2 separate regions of the Homo sapiens genome follow, and region 1 is linked to region 2. Evidence: read pairs that join two places in POLR2A ChIA-PET (ENCODE). Cell type or tissue: K562. All regions are shown on one strand. Each heading gives the region's core, and the rest is flanking DNA. Links, peaks and the distances in the headings are about the cores only.

Region 1 (10,560 bases), core at 1,950-6,949, 120 kb before region 2:
CCTTCCCAAATTTTGTGGGAAAATTATTTCCAACCTAAAATTTTATACCCAGCAAAACATCTAGTCAAGTGTGACAGACAAATAAAAACAACATGAGACATAAAGGGTCTCAACCATGCTGTCTTTCTCAGGAAGTTACTGGAGGATATTTTTCCCCAAAATGAGGAAGTAATCCAGAAAGAAGACTACCTGGGATCCAGGAAGCAGTGGAGCCAACATGAGAGAGGGGAGGAAATTTCAAAATAATGGTAAAAAGGGCTTCCAGAATAACAGCCCTAGATAATCATTGAGTCAAAATGGGGCTGCAGGTCAAAAGACTCCATAAGAGAAGAGGAAGGAAGGAAGGAAGGAAGGAAGGAAGGAAGGAAGGAAGGAAAGAAGGAAGGAAGGAAGGGAGGAAGGAAGGACAGGAGGGAGGGAGGGAGAGAAGAAGGAAAGGAGGAAGTGTTATTATAATTAGCCAGTTGTCTTTGAAGACATTGAGAGAACATTTACACATTTGCCAATAATTTGCAAAAAGGATGAACAGTTTTCTTTTGAAGCTAGAAAGTTTAATGATAGTTGGTTAATCTAGAAAATTTAATGATAGTTGGTTAATCTGGAAGGTTTCATGACTGTTAATAGTTATATATTTTTAACCAGAAAGTTGGCCAAAGTCTGTGCACATAAAACAGTTCTTCAATCTCAGAAGAGGAAGCAATAATAGACCATTTAGCAGCCTGATGCCAACCAGGTTATAGATAAATATTCAAATATTTAGGTCACTTTGGGAGAAATAAAGATCCTGACAATGACCAGAGGAGACCTTGACAAGCAAATTAATGAGTCTCACACTCATGACCAGAAATCCAGCCAGGCTGGCTCCAGCTGCCACCCATCCTTGAGACCTATGGTCAGGTCCGGGTGTGGTCACTTAAATTATTGATCAGCAAACATTCACTCCAAACACCCCACCCATTCCTCCATGTGAGCAGTATACTTCTTGCCCCATTGATGTTGGACTTGGCCATGGGACTGGCTGTGGCCAATGGGATGTTGGTGGATATGATCCAAACAAGGTTTAAAATGTGCTTGTGCAGTTGGCTCCCCATCTTGCATTTCTGTCATTACCATGAAAAAACCTCCACCAAGCACCTACTATCCCCTCTACCTGAACAGACACAAGTGGGGCAGATTGAGCCCAGCCTATATCCTGGAACCAAGCCTTCCGACATGAGCTAAACTCAAGAAAACCCACAGACATGTGAGGAAAAAAAAAAAAACTGTGTGAATGCCACTGAGTTGTGTGAATGCCACTGGGTTGTGTGATAGCTCGTTACATAACATTATTGTTGGTCTTACTGGCCAATGCACCAGGTTTTAAGATTATCCTGTGGGTCACAGTTATTTGGTAGGAGACTCTTGCCCTAGTGAATAAATGACTGAGGTTTTGAGAGACAAAGGAACCCTTGAGGAGGAAGACAGGGAAGTAGGAGAAACTTTTCTCTGCATGTTCAGTATCAAGTTCACAACATCAACTGGGTGCGGTGGCTCATGCCTGTAATCCCAGCACATTGGTAGGCCAAGGCGGTTGGATCACCTGAGGTCAGGAGGTCGAGATCAGCCTGGCTAACATGACAAAACCCAGTCTCTACTAAAAATACAAAATAGCTGGATGTGGTGGCACACGCCTGCAGTCCCAGCTACTCGGGAGGCTGAGTCACGAGAATCACTTGAACCCAGGAGGTGGAGTTTGCAGTAAGCCAAGATCACACTACTGCACTCCAGCCTGGGTGACAGAGCAAGACTCCACCAAAAAATAAAAAATAAAAAAGTTCATAACATGGAGGCATTGCTGTTGATCTGCGTTTGTACATTTCATCTTAAGTTGCTCAGGCATCTTTGATCACTTTCTTCTTCTCTGCCTGGCACAATCTACTGTGCAGACCTTTGTTATACTGCTTATACTGTCTTGCCAGTGGTACTCCAGTGCTGGGCTAGGACTTGGAGACCCAGAGGTAAATGAGAAATTATGCTACCCATCGAAGGTCTTGGGCTTGTAAGGGACAGAGAGATGTGCACAAGTCACTGTTATTCAGCTACAATACAATACAGAACACTCAAGTGCAGTTCAGCTAGACAGCCTGGTTTAAACACATGTCAATATACGTGATAGTCCATGTTGCACTGCTATAAATACCTGAGGCTGCGTAATTTACAAAGAAGAGGTTTATTTGGCTCACAATTCTGCAGGCTGTATAAGCATGGCGCCAGCATCTGCTTGGCTTCTGGTGAGGCTTCAGGAAGCTTTTACTCATGGTGGAAGATGTAGAGGAAGCAGGCATGTCACATGGCAAGAGAGAGAGTGAGAAAGAGAGGAGAGGAGGTGCTAGGCTCTTTTAAATAACAAGCTCCAGTGTGAACTAATACGGTGAGAATTCACGCATTACCAAGGGGACGGCACCAAGTCATTCACGAGGGATCCACCTCCATGACTCAAACACTTCCCACTGGGCCCCACCTCCAGCATTGAAGGTCACATTTCAAAATGAGATGTAGAGGGGACACACATTCAAACTATATCAGTCACAGGCCAGGCACGGTGGCTCACTCCTGTAATCCCAGCACTTTGGGAGGCTGAGGTGGGCAGGCCCACCTGAGGTCAGGAGTTCGAGACCAGCCTGACCAAATTGGTGAAACCCTGTCTCTACTAAAAATACAAAAATTAGCCAGCTATGGTGGTAGGTGCCTGTAATCCCAGCTAGTCGGAAGGCTGAGGTAGGAGAATTGCTTGAACCTGGGAGGTGGAGGTTGCAGTGAGCCGAGATCATGCCACTGCACTCCAGCCTGGGCAACAAGAGACAAGAGTGAGACTCCATCTAAAAAAAAAAAAAAAAGAAAAGAAAACTATATCAGTCATCATGCGATAGAATATCCTACACCTGTTTCAAGATAAGGACAAGTTCTATGTACTGACATGAATAGCAAACCATGATTTTATATATCAAATATATGTATGTACATACGTGTGTGTATGTATACATTTTTTTCAAGAACTGATAAACCAAACCATTCATATTAAATACCCAAGGGTGGGTTTATAAGAGACTTTCATCTGTAATTTACGCACTTGGGGCTATCAAAACTTCTTTTTCTTTTTTTTGAGACAGAGTCTTGCTCTGTTGCCCAGGCTGGAGTGCAGTGGCATGATCTCGGCTCACTGTAACCTCCACCTCCCGGTTCAAGCCATTCTCCTGCCTCAGCCTCCCAAGTAGCTGGGATTACAGGTGCATGCCACCATGCCCAGTTAATTTTTGTATATTTAGTAGAGACAGGATTTCACCATGTTGGCCAGGCTGGTCTCAAATTCCTGACCTCAGGTGATCTGCCCGCCTTGTACTCCCAAAGTGCTGGGATTACAGGCATGAGCCACTGCACCCGGCCACGGTTGTTAAAATTTCTATAACAAGTGTGTATAATCGTGATACTGTGATATAACAAAAAACATATATTTGGTCTCATGGTTCCTGGCAAACAGCTGCTAAAACCCTTGAAACCTCTGGAGTGATGAGAGTGTCTTACGTGTGCTAATGAACTGGCTGTTGATTGGGGTTTCCTAGGTAGCTTCAGGATAGGGGTTCACTTGACCAGGTGCAGTGGCTCATGCCTGTAATCCCAACACTTTGGGAGGCCAACGTGGGAGGATCGTTTGAGTCCAGGAGTTTGAGACCAGCCTGGGCAACATGACGAAACCCCATCTCTACTAATAATACAAAAAAAAAAAAAAATTAGCCGGGCATGGTGGCGTGCGCCTGTAATCCCAGCTACTCGGGAGGCTGAGGCAGGAGAATCGCTTGAACCTGGGAGGCAGAGGTTGCAGTGAGCCAAGATCACACCACTGCACTCCAGCCTGGGCAACAGAGTGAAACTGTGTCAAGAAAAGAAGAGAAGAGAGGAGACGAGACAAGACGGGAAGGGAGGGGGAGGGAAGGGGAGGGGAGGGAAGGGGAGGGAAGGGAAGGGGAAAGAGAGAAAGGGCAGAAGGGCAAAAGGGAGGACGGGAGAAAGGAAGAAAGAAAGAAAAAATGACCATTTGGGCACCAAGCGTGGGGCATGGTAGTGCGCACCTGTAGTCCCAGCTACTCGGAGCCTAAGGCAGAAGGATTGCTTGAGCCCAAGAGTTCAAGGCGGCAGTGAGCTACGATCGCACCACTGCACTACAGATTGGGCAACAGAGCAAGACCCCATCTCAAAATATAAAATACAGATCATTCAGGTACCAAGCAAATCAGGGAGCAAGAATGAAAGGAGGTAACCACTTACAAGATTGTGGCAGGAATCCGGATAAAAAATGGTTGTGGCTTAGGCTAGCATAAAACAAAAAAGACATTTCCCATGTAAAACACAAAACTAGAATAGTCAGGCAAACGAAGAAAAATGTGTGATGCTATGGTAAGAAACTGATGATGGACAAATATTTTGCCAGGAGGGAGAGGGTAGGTGAGCAGGGGACAAGAGGGTATTGGAGAAAATGGGAATGGGGAAGTGGCATTTGAGAAGGGCCTGGAAATCTTGAAATCATGCCTGCGGTTTGCCAGGTGGGAGGAGCTGGAGGCAGGAAGGAAAGCACTCACCGGACCTCAGCTGATAAAGGGAGTACAGATATCCCCCAGGCTCAGAAGCCCTAAGCTTTTCAGCAGGAGAACCAGACATTTAAGAGCCAGACTGTTCAGGTTCAAATCCCAGTTCCCCCATTTTCCAGCCGTGTGGTTGCTCTGTACCTCAGTTTCCTCACCTGTAAAATGGGGATTACAGGAGCCAACGTGTGCCAAGTTCTCAGCATAGCACCTGGCACACAGTAACTACCGTATGAAAGCCAGTTAGTGCCAGTGTCGCGATTATCGTATGTGGCAGACCAGAAAGATGCCAGGAGGGATGTCCCAGAGGGAGCCAGTGCGGGAGCCATAACATAGGGAAAGAGTATTCCTTGGGAGAACACAGCTGAGTGTGGACATCCAACCCCGCACACTTGTTCCCAGTGCGGCTGGGAACAAGTCCCTCGTCTCTCTGCCCTCAGATTCCTCTGTGAAATGGAGAAGCTGAGTGTGGTGGGGAGAAAATGGATGGGTCTGAGGGTGCCACGTTACTGCGGGTGTCTACTGGAAGGGCTGGGCCCGTATACATGGGGGGAGGCCACACGGGCTGCCTTGGACCAAACCCTGCCAACCTCAAGCGAGAGCTACAGTGTTTGAGAGACAGCGAGTACGTGAAAATCATTCAGCACCTCAGTGGCAAAGCCAGCCCACTCAGCCTCCTTGTAAACATTTTTATATACACAGCCAGAAGGTTCTCGGTGTGGCTGCCAAGCCCTAAAAGTAAAATCACAAGGCCAGTAAAACACAAAGATACAACCTCTTTGGGGTTCTTGTAAAAGAAGCAAAATAAAGGCCTGATACCTTCTGGAGGGGCACAGGCCACCCACCTGCCACTGTACACAGACACACACACACACACGTACTCAAATTCACACACGCACTCACATGGGCACACAACCCGTATGTGCTCACCCTAGAACACACCTGTGCTTATGCACACATGGCACCTGCACTTACATGTGCACGCATGTGTACACGCCTCCATGCCCACGTTCACACATGCTCACCCAGCTCATCCACAGGCATGCATGCGTGCACACACATAGCAGCAGCCACTCATGCACATGCACACTCACCCTTACCCGGGACACACGCACACATGCATGTGCACATACACAGGCCCTGCTTTCTGGAAGCCAGATTTGGAGCAAAGTTGACCCAGGAGCTCCAAGGCCTTGGGAATTATGGGATGCACATCCCAGAGGACTGCACATCCCAGAGGGCTGCACATCCCAGAAGGCTGCAGACAGTGGAGAGGTGTGAAGCGCAGGCCTGGATTTCACCCAGCTCTGCCTCTCATGAGGTGTGAGACCTAAGTGACTTCATCTCTCTAAGCCTTGGTTTCTTCATCTGTCAGGTGGGAGTGAGAATGACAGCCCCTTCCTCAAGGGGTTGTGGGGAGGTTTCTCAGTTGATGCTTGCGACGTGCTTGGCACTGTATCCGGCACATAGTAACTGTTCAACAAATATCAGCCATGCAGTGGTCATATTATTGTGTTTCCCAGTGATCTCAATTTGGAAGCTGTGGCTTGAGCCGCCCAGCCAAATGTTTTGGAGATGGTCACATGTAGCAATTAAACAGAACACAGCCATGGGGACATCAAAGAAATGGAGGAGGCGGTCCTGACTGCCAAGAGGCTGCTGGGGGGTAGGGAGTCCTTGTCGCTTTCTGGGAACTGAGGGCCCGGTGGGTTCCCTGTCTCTTGCCCCTCAACTTCACCAGCTGCCACTTGACTGGAGCGCTCCAAAAAGACAGTGTCTGCAAAACAGAATGTCACCAGCTTCCAGGACACATGGTGCCCTTCTGCCTCAGTTTCCCCTCCCCTGACTCCCAAGCCCAGAGCCCTCTCTTAATCTCCAGGCTATCTGAAGAGACATGCATACCTGTTTCACTCTTGGCAGCCTATCTCCTGGGTGGCAGAGGGTAGGCAGGTGGGGAGGCAGCCACACTCCCCCGTGTCCCTGTGGCAGGCTCTCCTCCTGTGTCCATTCTCTTGTTCTTCCATAATAACAAAACTCCTGACTTTCAGCTAGGCACAGCATTGCCCAGGATAAAGACCACATTTCCCAGCCTCCCTTCTAGCTGGGTGTGACCATGTGACTAGTTCTGGTCAAGGAGATATATGCAGGTGTTGTGGGATAACTTCTGGGAACCTTAGAGTTTGCCCTTCCTGCATCCTGCTGCCTGGAATGCAGATGTAATAGCTGGTGCTCTGGCAGCCATCTTAGACCATGAAGAAAAACACAGTGGGACAACAGAGAGAGTGGCAGGGGCCAGGATCCTGAGGACTTTGTGGAGCAGAGCCACCTTAGATTGTCTACTTTCAAACTTTTATAAAGGAGATAAATTTCTCCATTGAAATTAGTTCCTTAGGGTCACTATTACTTGCAACTAAACCTAATCCTGACTGCTATCCCCTGACTCAAGCTGTGCCCTGCTCCTGATAATCCAGTCACTGCCTTGCACACCTCTGGACATCTCTGTGGGCTCAGAGCCTCTGCTGTCGGGCTCTGAACACCAGTGAGCCCTCTCTGGATGGTGGCATCCAATCAGACTGGCCCTCCCCACACCTGTGAGATGACAAAGGCCAGGCACCTGGCTTCCCTCCCCCAAGGTCAAATCCTACAGCTGGAGGCAAACCCCAACACCAGTCTTGCCTGAACCAAACGTCCACACCCCCATCATCCCTCCCACAGTCCCAGCATGCACTGGACAGAATGGAAGGGTGATGACCCTCAGGACTACTCTGTCAGACAGGGAGGGCAGACAGTCCCCATCCACCAGCCTCTCCCACTCCACTGAGAGCTCAAGAAACTCAGGGCTTTGCAACAGGGTGTCTGGCTCCCAGGGCCCTGTTGCCCAGGGATGCTGAAGAAGATGCTATCACAGGGCTTTGGGGAGCCACCAAGGTAGGAAAGATGTCCCCAGAGAGAGCAGAGCTGCCACAGCTCAGCTGGGGTCACACTCACCTTTCTCCGATGCCGGGGCCAGGTCAATGAAGCTGCGACATTTTTCACCTTTGAAAAGAAGAGAAGCGTTTTCAGAATGTGAGAGGACACGTGGGCTTCCGAGGTTTGCCTGCTCCCATCCCATGAGCCCTGGAGCAAGCCAGTGTCTCTGACCCAAGCCCAGTGACATCTTTCTCCAACCCTGGTTCCTAGAAGCCCAACATCCCAGGAGTGTGGATGGCGAAACTGCCAATTCTCCCACCTCCTGACCCCATCCATCCTGGCCCATCGCTTCCACCTCCACGATAGCAACCTTGTCCCTTTCCACAGCCTCCCCCCAGAATCCACGCTCCTCCTCACTGGCCTCCCCAGGCCTCCACTCTGGCCCCTCTCCAATTCATTCTCCACGCTGCAGCTGGAGGGATCATTTCAAAACACAGCTCTGATCACATCCAACACACGCACACACACAGCTTGCTCCTGTTTGAAACTCTTTGATGACTTCCCAAAGGAGAAAGTTCAAATTCCCATTTGTGGACCCAGAACAGGCCTTGACTGGCCTGTCCACCCACTGCCCTCTCCCTCTGCCCCCGTTCCTGGTACACCCCTGTGCAGCCTCCCACCATGGCTTTGCACATGCTGTTCCCCGCCTGGAACATGCTCCCGCTGTTGTAACTCTCACAGCACCTTGGATTTCTATGGGGCATGGCCACCATCCTGAGTCTGCCTTTGCATGTGTGAGTCTCAGGTGCAAGTTAGTGGCACTGAGATGATAAGTCACTGAAAGAGAGTGTACTGACCGCCAAGAACTGGAAGGGAGGATTTAAAAGAAAGAAAACAAAAGTGGTGTGCTACAGTGGATGGATTTTGAATGAATTGCTTTATACTTTTTTTAATGTTACATTGTTTCCTCAAAGGCTAGAGGGAGGGAAATTCAACATACAGATCATACTTTGGGAGGCCGAGGCGGGCGGATCATGAGGTCAAGAGATGGAGACCATCCTGGCAAACATGGTGAAACCCCATCTCTACTAAAAATACAAAAACTAGCTGGGCGTAGTGGCATGCACCTGTAGTCCCAGCTACTCGGGAGGCTGAGGCAGGAGAATTGCTTGAACCTGGGAGGCAGAGGTGAGCCAAGATCACACCACTGCACTCCAGCCTGGGCGACAGAGAGGGACTCTGTCTCAAAAAAAAAAAAAAAATGTGCATATCAGCATCCACAGCCACATTGAGGCATTGGTGGGCCTTCGGCCATTTTGCCTTGATGAGCCCCTTCCTAAATAAAAATTAATTAAATAATTAATTGTTGTATTTATCAATCGTGGATAGCACAATTGTATTTATCAATTGTGGATAGCAGCACTATCCAAGATTTGGAAGCATCCTAACCATCAACAGATGAATGGATAAAGAAAATGTGCTACATATACACAATGAAGTACTCTTCAGCCATAAAAAAGAATGAGATGCTGTCATTTGCAACCACATGGATGGAATCGGAAGTCATTATGTTAAGTGAAATAAGCCAGGCACAGAAAGACAAACTTTGCATGTTCTTACTTATTTGTGGGATCTAAAAAACAAATAAATTGAATTCATGGACATAGAGAGTAGAAGGATGGTTACCAGAGGCTGGGAAGGGTAGTAGGGGATTGGGCGGGGAGCAGTGGGGATGCTTAACAGGTACAAAAAATAGTTAGAAAGAATGAATAAGACCTACTATTTGCTAGCACAACAGGGTGACTGTAGTCAATAATAACTTAACTGTATATTTTTAAATGACAAAAAGAGTATAATTGAATTGTTTGCCTGTGTCAAAACATCTCATGTACCCCATAAATATATACACCTACTATGTACCCACAAAAATTAAATATTTTAATTTGTTTTATTTTATTTGAGACAAAGTCTCACTCTGTCGCCCAGGCTGGAGTACAGTGGTGCAATCTCGGCTCACTGCAACCTCCACCTCCTGGGTTGAAGCAATTCTCCTGCCTCAGCCTCCCGAGTAGCTGGAATTACAGGCACCCACCATCACGCCCAGCCAATTTTTGTATTTTTAGTAAAGATGGGATTTCTCCATGTTGTCCAGGCTGGTCTCGAACTCCTGACCTCAAGTGATCTGCCTCAGCCTCCCAAAATGCTGGGATTACAGGCATGAGCCACTGCACCCAGCCAAAAATTTTTAATTTAAATAAAATTTAATTTAATTAAATTTTTAAGTAATTTTAAAATTATGTTTTACAGTCACATTGGTATAGAGACTAATATACAATATTACTATTAAGTATTAAACATTTTCTTCACCTAAAAGTTTCTTTTTCTTCTTCTGAACTTTCTACTTCTTCCAGACCCTTTCTTACAAATAGAAGAAGCTCACTCCGGACTCTGCTTACACACACATTAATGTCTATTTCCCCCAGCAAGCTGCAAGCTCTGTGAGGACAGGGACCAAGTCTTCACTGCATCCCCAGCTAGTAAATGGCACCTCCATCCCCAGATGCTCAGGCCAAAACCCTGCTGCCATCTTTATCTCATTCGTGGCTCTAGCTTCCCAATGCGTCTAGCATCCAGCCACTTCTCGCCACCTCCGCTGGTCCAGCCACCATCAGTTCCCACCAGGATCACTGTAGTAGCCTCTGCACTGGTCTCTCTCTTTCTGCCCCATCCTCACAGTGACCAGAAGTATCCTGGTATAACCTAAAACAGATTATGTCCCTTCTCTGCTCAGAACCCTCCCAGCATTCCCAACTCACCCCAAGTCAGAGCCTAAGTCCTCGCTGTGGCCTGCAAGACCCTCTGTGATCTGTCTCTCCATCACCTCCCTGACCTCTTTCCCTCCTGTCTTCCCCCTTGCTCACTCCACTCCTGTCATTTTGGTCTCCTTGCCAATCTTTAAACGTGCCGGGCATTCTCCTGCCTCAGGGCCTTCGCACTGGCTGCCTCTGCTGCCTGCAGCACTGTTCACTCGCAT
Region 2 (10,560 bases), core at 3,564-8,563:
CTCAGCCAGGCCAGGATGCCAGCAAGATGGGAAGAAGTGAGCTGGAGACATCTCCCATTAGAACCCCCAAAGCTTCTCTGAAAACAAAGTGTATGGGATCAAGAGAGCTGAAAAGGAATGAGGAGCTGAAATGTGCCAGGCGCAGTGGCTCATCCCTGTAATCCCAGCACTGTGGGAGGCCGAGGCAGGAAGATCGCTTGAGCCCAGGAGTTCGAGACCAGCCTGGGCAACACAGCAAGACACCATCTCTTAAAAAAAAAAAAAAAAAAAAAAAAGAAGACAAAACAAAAGGAGCAGAAGTGGCCAAATGTGTCCACTGTGTTAAAGAGACTTTAACAAAAGATACGCTATGTGATGGGGAAGGGGGAAGAAAGAGCTGAGGCTCACAGAAACATCTGGCTGCACTGTGAGCTTGGGAACTTCTTCGGTAAATAGCATCACAGAGCCGGGTGTGGTGGCACGAGCCCGTAGTCCCAGCTACTCAGGAGGCTGACATGGAAGGATCACTTGAGCCCAGGAGTTCCAGGCCAGCCTGGACAATGTAGCAAAACCCCATCTCTACAAAAGTAAAAATAAAAATAGCCAGGCGTGGTGGCACACGACTGTAGTCCCAGCTGCTTGGGAGGCTAAGGTAGGAGGATCACTTAAGTCTGGGAGGTCGAGGCTGAAGTGAGCTATGATGGGGCCACCGCACTCCAGCCTAGATGACAGAGCAAGACCCTGTCACAAAAAAAAAGAAAGAAAGAAAATGAAAATCTATAAATACATTCCTGCATATGCTCATGCCACACCTTGGAGAGAGATGTGTCGTTCAGGGCTGGCTGAAGCCACCTAAAGGGCAGTCATTTGTTTATGTAACTGAAAAGCTCAGGGAGAGATCTTGCTGGAGGTATGGCTGAATCTAGCATCTCAAAGCTGTCAAAGACCTGGGTCCTCTCTGGCCTCCTGGTTTACTTTCTTCAGTGTTAACTTCATCCCTTTGTCCTCTGGCTCCACATGGAGGTCCCACGCGGCACAAAACAGCCGCCTGGATTCCTGACCTCACATCCTCACAGCACCTCATCTCTTTCTCAGATGGTGGAGAAGCAAACGGTTCCTGGCGTCTCGCTGTGGACAGGGAGAATGAGGTGCTCTGACCACACAACAGTGACATCCATTTCTTTACACCAGTCAGGACCCACGCCTGGAGCTGGGTGAGGGGTCATTCCCACCCAAATGTCACAGCTAAGAATGCAAAAGAGATGGCTATAACAATTGTCCATTGCTACATAACAAACTTCTAAAACCTAGGGGCTTAAAGCGACCATTACGATTCCTCCTGCTTCTTCTGTGGGCTGGAATGTAAGCAGTCCTGCTCCTCTGTCCTGGGGTCATTCACGTGCTGCAGTCTCCCCATGCTCGGCTGGGGCTGTGGGGTGACAATGATGACCTCACCTGTGGATCTGGCAACTGGTACCAGCCGCTGGTCAGGGTGCCTCAGTTCTCCCCACAGAAGCCCTCGCCCTCCAGTAAGTTGGGCAGGGCTTCTTTTTTGTTCATTTGTTTGTTTTGTTTTTGTTTCTGAGATGGAGTCTCACTCTGTTGCCCAGGCTGGAGTGCAATGGCACGATCTCGGTTTACTGCAACCTGCACCTACCAGGTTCAAGCAATTCTCCTGCCTCAGCCTCCCAAATAGCTGGGATTACAGGCACCCACCATCATGCCCGGCTAATTTTTGTATTTTTAGTAGAGACGGGGTTTCACCATATTGGCCAGGCTGCTCTTGAACTCCTGACCTCAGGTGATCCACCTGCCTCGGCCTCCCAAAGTACTGGGATTACAGGCATGAGCCACCGCGCACAGCCTAAGGGCTTCCTTTTTGCGCAGCAGTGCTGGGGTCTAAGGAGGCAAAAGTGGAGCCTGGTGCAGTGCCTCACGCCTGTAATCCCAGCATTTTGGGAGGCTGAGGTGGGAGAATCGCTTAAGCCCGGGAGGTCAGAACCAGCCTGGGCAACCTAAGGAGACCCTGTCTCAGCAACAATAACAACAACAACAACAAAATTAGCCAGGCATGGTGGCGAGCGCCTGTAGTCCCAGCTACTTGAAAGGCTGAGGTGGGAGGATTGCTTGAGCCTGGGAAGTAGAGGCTGCAGTGAGCCGTGATCACACCGCTGCACTCAGCCTAGGCAACAGAGCGAGACTCTGTCTCAATCAATCAATCAATCAATAAAAATAAGGAGGCAAAAGTGGAAGCTGCAAGGCCTCCCCAGCTGCCTCATGGGCACTCACATGCAATCACATCCGCCACACTCTACTGGGCAGAGCCAATTAGGCCAGATTTAGGAGAGGAGAAAATAGACCCCACCTCTTGATGAGACAAGCATTTGCAAAGGGCTGGTGAGATGGGAGGGAGAGCTGTGGTTGACTCTGCAAACAACCTGCTACCGTGGATGACCAGGGCAGAGCTGAACAGCCAGAATGACCAGTGACCACCAGAAGAGAGCAGGAGGAGGCAGCAGCGGGAGGCCTTCCCCGAGGGGGCACCTTCTGCCCACAGACCCCCTGGCAAATCTCAGCCAGCGATGCCCCCAGACAGCGTTTGTGTCAAACCCAGGAGTGCCCCTGGGACCAATACTCCGAGGCAATCTTTGATTTCAGGGCAGGAGGGGCTGGGATTATGTACCTCCCGTGCTAAATTGAGTCATGAAACTTTTATTAAGGGATATAGTTTGTCAACGCCAAGAAAACAAGGCAATTCTGGGCAGGCTCATTAAGAGCAAACCCTTCTTCACCAGCACGGCCGCCGATTCTGATGGAATTGTGAAATGAGAGGGGCAGACAGAGGGATTTGCAGAGTGGGCTGGCTGGGCCACTGCGTGCATGCAGAGTGCTTTCCAAGGCCCTTAAGAATGCAGGCATGGGCGGGGTGCGGTGGCTCACACCTGTAATCCCAGCACTTTGGGAGGCCGAGGCGAGCGGATCACTTGAGGTCAGGAGTCCGAGGCCAGCCTGGCCAATAAGGCAAAACCCTGTCTCTACTAAAAATACAAAAATTAGCTGGGCGTGGTGGTGGGCGCCTGTAATCCCAGCTACTCAGGAGGCTGACGCAGGGGAATTGCTTGAATCCAGGAGGCAGAGGTTGTAGTGACTTGAGATGGCGCCACTGCACTCCAGCCTGGGCAACAGAGGGAGACTCTGGCTCAAAAAAAAAAAAAAAAAGAATGCAGGCATGGCAGCAACATCACTTCCCAAAGTTTCTTCACAAAAAAAGCCACATTTTTCGAAAACACGAGTGACAGCCACTTCCATCAGACATGGGTGTATGCACCCACCCACTTCTCTATCAACCAAGAAGGAAGGTCCCGCATGGCTTTGTCCCTCCAAGAACCTGGATATGCCCTTCCTAGCACCCCTGTGACTGAAGGTGACAGGGAACACCAGCCCTTTGTGCTGGTAGCCAGCAAGGTCTACCAGACGGCATGGCTTGGCTGGGCAGGGCTGGACCAGATGGTTGGGTAAGTGGGGGTGGAGTAGCGGTGGGGTGGGAGAGACATGGTCTAGCAGCCAGATGGTTAAAACCAATTTATTTCCTGGGTGCAGGGTGTGGGGTGTTGGATATGGAAGGGAGTCCTGAGGTGTATAGTAGTGATCAAATCACAACCATAATCGTAACAATCATAATATTGCCACTGTTCTCAAATAAAGGAGCAAGTTGTAATGTTAATATCTTCTTCAGGCCGGGCACGGTGGCTCACACCTGTAATCCCAGCACTTTGGGAGGCCGAGGTGGGTGGATCACTTGAGGTCAAGCATTTGAGATCAGCCTGGCCAACATGGCGAAACCTTGTCTCTACTAAAAATACAAAAATTAGCTGGGTGTGGTGGCACGCGCCTGTAATCCCAGCTACTCCAGAGGCTGAAGCTCAAGAATCACTTGAACCCGGGAGTAGGAGGTTGCAGTGAGCCAAGATCGCGCCATTGCACTCCAGCCTGGGAGACAGAGTAAGACTCCATCTCAAAAAAAAAAAAAAACTTATTTAGTAGTACTACGCCATACGAATTATAATATGGTGACCATATCCATTTTCTGAACACCACAGTTTTCAAAAAAGCTAGCGAGTAGTAGTTTTGTTTTTTTATAAAGACAGGGTCTCACTCTTACAAAGCCCAGCCCAAGCTAGAGTGCAGTGGTGTAATCACAGCTCACTGCAGCCTCAACCTCCCGGGATCAAGTGATCCTCCCGAGCCTCAGTCTCCCAAGTAGCTGGGACTACAGGCGTCCACCACCAAGCCCAGCTAATTTTTTTATGTTTTGCAGAGACAAGGTCCCGCTATGTTTCCCTGGCTGGTCTCAAACTCCTGGGCTCAAGTGATCCTTCCACCTCGGCCTCCCAAAGTGCTGGGATTATAGGCATGAGTCCCCAAGCCTGGCTGATAGTAGCAGTTTCTGAATCTTGTCTGGGGCCCAAATCTGGCTGAAGAGAGACCCTCTGATCCTCTCCCCCTTCACTCAGTGAATGAGGTCACAAAGAGCCACCACCTGGAAGGCAGCTGTGAGGTCACCCACACCCAGTTTGGCATCTCTGAGCTGTGTGCTGTTGGTAAGGTAACCTAGCCTCTCGGAGCTCTCTGTAAGAAGGCATTCCAATATCCACTCAACATGCAGAAAACTCCTGGCATGACTTTGTATTATTATTATTTGAGCCAAGATTTTAAATCAGGAGATTTCATACAAACAACTGAATTCTGCAGCTTCTCAAGAACAATCTAGAAATCTGCTGGCATGGAGCCTGCATTCCCACCTGGCAGGATTGGCTGAAACTGAATAATTGCCTTTTTTTTTTTTTTTTTTAGACAGCATCCTGCTCTTTCACCAAGGCTGGAGTCCAGTGGTGTCATCACAGCTCACTGCAGCCTCAACCTCCTGGGCTCAAGCGATCCTCCTGCCTCAGCCTCCCGAGTGGCTGGAATGGCAGATACTTGTTACTGTGCCCAGCTAATTAAAAAAATAATTTTTATTTTATTTACTTTTTTTTTTTTAAGAAATGGGGTCTCACTACATCACCCAAGCTGGTCTTGAACTCCTGGCTTAATGATCCTCCCACTTCAGCCTCCCAAAATGCTGGGATAACCAGCATGGGCCACAGTGCCAAGACTGAGTAACTGCTTTAAATAGGAGGCGGTCTCCCCTCTTTGCCAGAGCCCCCATCATGCCCTGTTGTCTTACATCAGACCTCCTTTGCTTATCTGCATTCCTGGCCTAATCCTAGAAGTCACTGGAGTTTTCCAGCCCTGGGTTAGGGTTTCAGCTCCAATGTGCTCTAGATCTCCACCCAGACCCCAATCCCAGGACCCATCCTCACTGAGCCTACAGCTGAACACATGCAGTGTGGTCAGGAAGTGGCCAGTGCCTTCCCGTGTCTCCTCTGTCACTTCAGCACCATGGCGTCGACCAGCACTGAAGGCCTGGGAACAACCTCCCCAGCCAGGCACCTGGGTGACCTCTTGGCCCTGCCCTCTGTCGCTGAAGATCTTGGGGTGAGACAGCTGCCTCCAGCAGTTTACACCAACCCTACTTTAATTCTCAGGGATTTTTGTTGCAAGGGGCTTCATCACAGTCTCTGGGCTACTTGACCGGAGCATCCAGCTGTCACCTCTAATGTCCCTTCAATCCTTCAACAAATACGGAGCATCTGCTAGACCAGGCAGCAAACTATAGCCCCCGGGCCAAACCCCACCACCACCTGCCTTTGTCTGACCTACACGCTAAGAATGAGTTTTACATTTTTAAATGGTTGAAAAAAGTCAAAATAAGAATCACATTGGCCGGGTGAGGTGGCTCACGCCTGTAATCCCAGCACTTTGGAAGGCCAAGGTGGGCAGATCACTTGAGGTCAGGAGTTCAAGACCAGCCTGGCCAACATGGTGAAACTCCGTCTCTACAAAAAAAATACCAAAATTAGCAAGGCATGGTGGAGCCCCACCCTGTAGTCTCAGCTACTCAGGAGGCTGAGGCAGGAGAATCCCTTGAACCCAGGAGGCAAAGGTTGCAGTGAGCGGAGATCACCCCACTGCACTTTAGCCTGGGGGACAGAGCGAAACTGTCTCAAAAAAATAAATAAATCAAAAGAATCATATGTATTGACACATGAAAATTATATGAAATTGAAATTTTGGTGTCCATAAATAAAGTTTTTGTTTTGTTTTGTTTTGTTTTTTGAGACGCAGTCTGGTTGTGTCGCCCAGGCTGTAGTGCAGTGGCTCGATCTCGGCTCACTGCAAGCTCTGCCTCCTGGGTTCACGCCATTCTTCTGCCTCAGCCTACCGAGTAGCTGGGACTACAGGCACCTGCCACCACGCCCGGCTAATATTTTGTATTTTTAATAGAGACGGAGTTTCGCCGTGTTAGCAAGGATGGTGGTCTCCATCTCCTGACCTCGTGATCCACCCGCCTCGGCCTCCCAAAGTGCTGGGATTACAGGCATGAGCCACCGCGCCCGGCCCATAAATAAGGTTTTATCGGAACACAGCCACACCCATTTGTTAGTGTTCTCCGTGGCTGCAGTTCATGCTCCGGTGGCAGAGTTGAGCATTCGAGACAGAGACAACGGCCTGCAAAGCCTCAGATATTTTCTATCTGTCTCTTTTCAGAGAATGTTCGCTGCTGCCGGCTCTGCTACATTCCAGTCCCTGCCTGGGTGTTGGCCACACAGGGGTGGATTAGTTTCCTAGGCCTGCCGAAACAGATTACCGTAAGCACAGTGACTTAGAACAAGAGTTCATCTGCTCACAGTTCTGAAGGCCTGAAGTCAGAAACCAAGGGGCTGCCAGGGCCACCTCCCTCCGGAGGCTCCAGGCAAGAATCTGTCCCTGCGTCTCCCAGCTCTGGGGGCCAAGGGCATCCCTCCTGGCGGCATCCTCCAGTCCCTGCCTCGCCTCCTCCTCGAGGTGCCTCTCCTCTGTGTGTCCCTTAGGACACTTGTCACAGGATTTAGGGCCCAATGGATAGGACACTTTTTCAAAATAAGGTCACATCCACAGGTTCTGGGATGTGGATGTATCTTTTGGGGCAGGGCACTCTGTAAAGTGGTTTCTTGCCTTCTAGAAGCTTCTTTTGTAATCTTTTATTTATTTTGAGATTTATTTATTTTTGAGACAGGATCTTGCTCTGTCACCCAGGCTGGAGTGCAGCAGTGCAATCCTAGCTCTCTGCAGCCTCAAACTCCTGGGCTCAAGTGATCCTCCCACCTCAGCCTCCCAGGGAGGTGGGACTACAGTTACACACCACCACTTCCCGGCTAATTTTTAATTTTTTTTTTTTTTTTGAGACGGAGTTTCACTCTTGTCTCTCAGGCTGGAGTGCAGTGGTGTGATCTTGGCTCACTGCAACCTCCGTCTCCCAGGTTCAAGCGATTCACCTGCCTCAGCCTCCCAAGTAGCTCGGATTACAGGTACCCACCACCACACCCAACTAGTTTTTTGTATTTTTTTTTTTTTAAGTAGAGACAGGGTTTCGCCATGTTGGGCAGGCTGGTCTCGAACTCCTGACCTCATGGCAGGCTGGTCTCGAACTCCTGACCTCAAGTGGTCTGCCCACCTCTGCCCCCCTAAGTGCTGAGATTCCAGGCGTGAGCCACCGAGCCCAGCCACTTCCAATCTTTTGAAGGGATACTTATGATAACCCCTCCAATCAAAAAAATACATAGCAAGTCCAGTGTTGATAAGCATCATGAAGAAAATCAGAGCTGCGCCAGGAGAATGGAGAAGGGAAAGGGGGGCTGCTGTGTGCATTTTATTTTGTGGACACCCAAGGGAGGTGAGGCTGTGAGCCCTGCAGGGGAATGAGGGAGCCATGGGACATTAGGGGAGGCGGCAGCAGGTGCAGAGACCCCAGGTGGAAGAGTGTGTTCCCGTATGAGGAGCAGCAAAGAGACCCGGGTGGCTGGAGGCGGGTGAGCGAGAGGGAGAAGTTATGGGTGCCATAGGTTAAAGGGCTCTTGGGTGCTGTAGGTTAAAGGGCTAGGATTCCAAGTCAGTCACCACATAAGAAGAAGCGCCGATTCTTACTAGGGTTTTGTTTTTTGTTTTTTTAATGTACCCATTAAATTAAATGAGTCGTTAATGTCAAGTGGACAATCTCATTTAATTCCTTCAACAATTCTAACTTGAGGGACCAGGCGTGGTGGCTCACACCTGTAATCCCAACACTTTGGGAGACCAAGGCAGACGGATTGCTTGAGGCCGGGAGTTCCAGACCAGCCTGGGCAACATAGCGAGACCCCATCTCTACAAAAAGGAAATTAGCCAGGCCTGGTGGTGCACACCTATAGTCCCAGCTGCTCAGGAGGCTGAGGCAGGAGGATCACCTGAGCTTAGGAGGTTGAGGCTGCAGTGAGCTATAATCTCGCCACTGCACTCCAGCCTGAGCAACAGTGTGAGATTCTATCTCTAGAAAAAAGAGAAAAGAACCCTAACTTGAAACTGCTATGATTAACTTCCTTTAGAAAAAGGAGGTATGGGATATTGTAAGAGATCTTTCTTATTGTGATATAAAATAAGAAATACATAGTCTCTGCTGTGGGTTCTTAAGTAAAACCCTTGTAGACAGGGGGTTAAGGGGACTCTTTTGTTCTAATATTTGGGGGGTTTTTTGTTGATTGGTTTCGAGACAGCGTCTTGCTCTGTCACTCAGGCTGGGATGCAGTGGTGTGAACATGGCTCACTGCAGCCTCAAACTCCTGGGCTCAAGTGATCCTCCCGCCTCAGCCTCTCGAGTAGCTGGGACTACAGGCACATGCACAACTATGCCTGGCTTATTTTATTAAAGACGGGGTTTTGCTAAGTTGCCCAGGCTGGTCTGAAACTCCTGGGTTCAAGCGATTCTCCCATCTCGGCCTCCCAAGTAGCTGGGATTACAGGCGTGAGCCACTGCGCCCAGCCTAATATTCAGTCTTTGACCCTGGTTTTTGACCCAGAACTCCTAAATCCCTTGGAATGCGTCAGCAATAGGAGCACCTTTTGTTATAACGAGGGGACTCGGACTCTTTGTGGGTCCCCAGATAGCCTCAGGATGGAGGGCTGGTTGCCAGGAGAACCAACCACATGATTAGAGAGTTGGACCTCCGGGGAGGGGAGAGGGGCTGAAGGTGAGGTTGATGACCCATGTCCAGTGATGTAACCAATCATACCTATGTAATGAAGTCTCCACAAAAACCCAAAAGGTCAGGGTTTGGAAGGGCTTCCTGGTTGCTGAACACGTGGAGGTTCCCAGAGGTAGGCGTCCCCGGAGAGCGCATGGCATGCGCTCCCACTGGCATGCCCAGCCCTGCACACCCCCTTCCACCTGGCTGTTCACCTACAGCCTTTGTCATATCCCTTAAAACAAATGGCTAAAGTGTCTCCCTGAGTTCTGTGAGCTGCTCTAGATCTATGAAATCTGAGGAGGGAGTTGTGGGAACCTGTTGATTTACAGCCCATTGGTCAGAAGTGCAGGTAAAACAACCTGGGGTTGCAATTGGCATCGGAAGTCGGGGGCAGTCTCATAGGACTGAGCCCTCATTCTGTGGGATCTGATGCTAACTTCGGGTAGACAGTGTCAGAATTGAATTGAACTAGAGGATGCCCAGCGTGTCCACTGGAGAACTGCTTGCTGATAAGGAGAAATCCCCACACATTTTAGACACATTCTGTGTTGAGTGTGAGAGAGAAAAACGTTTGGTTTTTCCTTCAGAAGGTTATTTATGGCCAGACAAGGTGGCTCACGCCTGTAATCTCAGCACTTTGGGAGGCTGAGGCAGAAGGATCGCTTGAGGCCAGGAGTTTGAGACCAGCCTGGGCAACATAGCAAGACCCCATCTCTACAAAAAATTAGCCAGGCATGATGGTACACATGTGTAGCTCCAGTTACTTTGGGGGGCTAAGCGAGGAGGACTGCCTGAGCCCAGGAGGTTGAGACTGCAGTGAGCTACAATTGTGCCACTGCACTCCAGCCTGGGCAACAGAGTCAGACTCTGTCTAAAAACAAAAACAAAACAAAACAAAAAAGGAGGTTCTTTATAACTACTATTTTCATAAAAATATCAAAATACTTACCATGATTTTGATTAGGACACTGAGATGACTTGCACTGGGTCACTTAGGGAGTAGGGCACAGTGCCGGGATCCCAGCCCAGGGCCCCCACCCTCACTGCCTCTACCCAGAGCTTGCAGAAGGGGCTTTCTTGAAACAGAAAGAAGAAAAAGGGAGGACAGTTGGGAGGAACAGAAACGCAGCCTAGTCCAGATGGAATAGCAAGTGACGTTTCTGCAACAGCAGAAGGCTTTGGAGGAGCTCGGAGGGACCGGCGGATGGTCCTGTTTTCACATTCAAGGAGGGTCATTGATCCCACAAAACAGTCTCCACCACCAGAGGTGCCATGGAAGATGGGTAGATCTGCTGTGTACGACCCACAGCCGGCCGGCCGCATTGGCACATAGCCTCTGAGCCACTGCCCGTGTGCTGTTCCCTGCGTGGCCCAGAGGGGCTGGCAGGCACTTAGGCCACCTGAGTCTGGAGGAGAGGCATGGAAGCCCCAGCGTGTG

The links. ChIA-PET counts read pairs that join two places held together with the same protein. Peaks named below come from ENCODE experiments on the same cell type or tissue, not always from the same donor. Only the 100,000 strongest peaks of a DNase experiment are listed, where the experiment ranks them.
Region 1: POLR2A ChIA-PET joins it to region 2 with 5 read pairs; 1 of 35 experiments calls an interaction of 5 or more read pairs at or near these places.

What each region holds. Positions count from the first base shown.
Region 1 is chr16:27,955,552-27,966,111 of GRCh38, forward strand. GSG1L (GSG1 like) reads right to left here. Exons shown (of 7, transcript NM_001109763.2): 2 at 7,605-7,652. Among named protein-coding and RNA genes, the nearest start is that of GSG1L, 100 kb to the right of the region's middle. In K562, for the core only: no CTCF peak of the experiment used is centred there; a DNase peak (open chromatin) is centred at 4,630; H3K27me3 peaks cover 2,089 bases.
Region 2 is chr16:28,076,151-28,086,710 of GRCh38, forward strand. No RefSeq gene overlaps it. Among named protein-coding and RNA genes, the nearest start is that of GSG1L, 18 kb to the left of the region's middle. In K562, for the core only: no CTCF peak of the experiment used is centred there; a DNase peak (open chromatin) is centred at 6,671; H3K27me3 peaks cover 294 bases.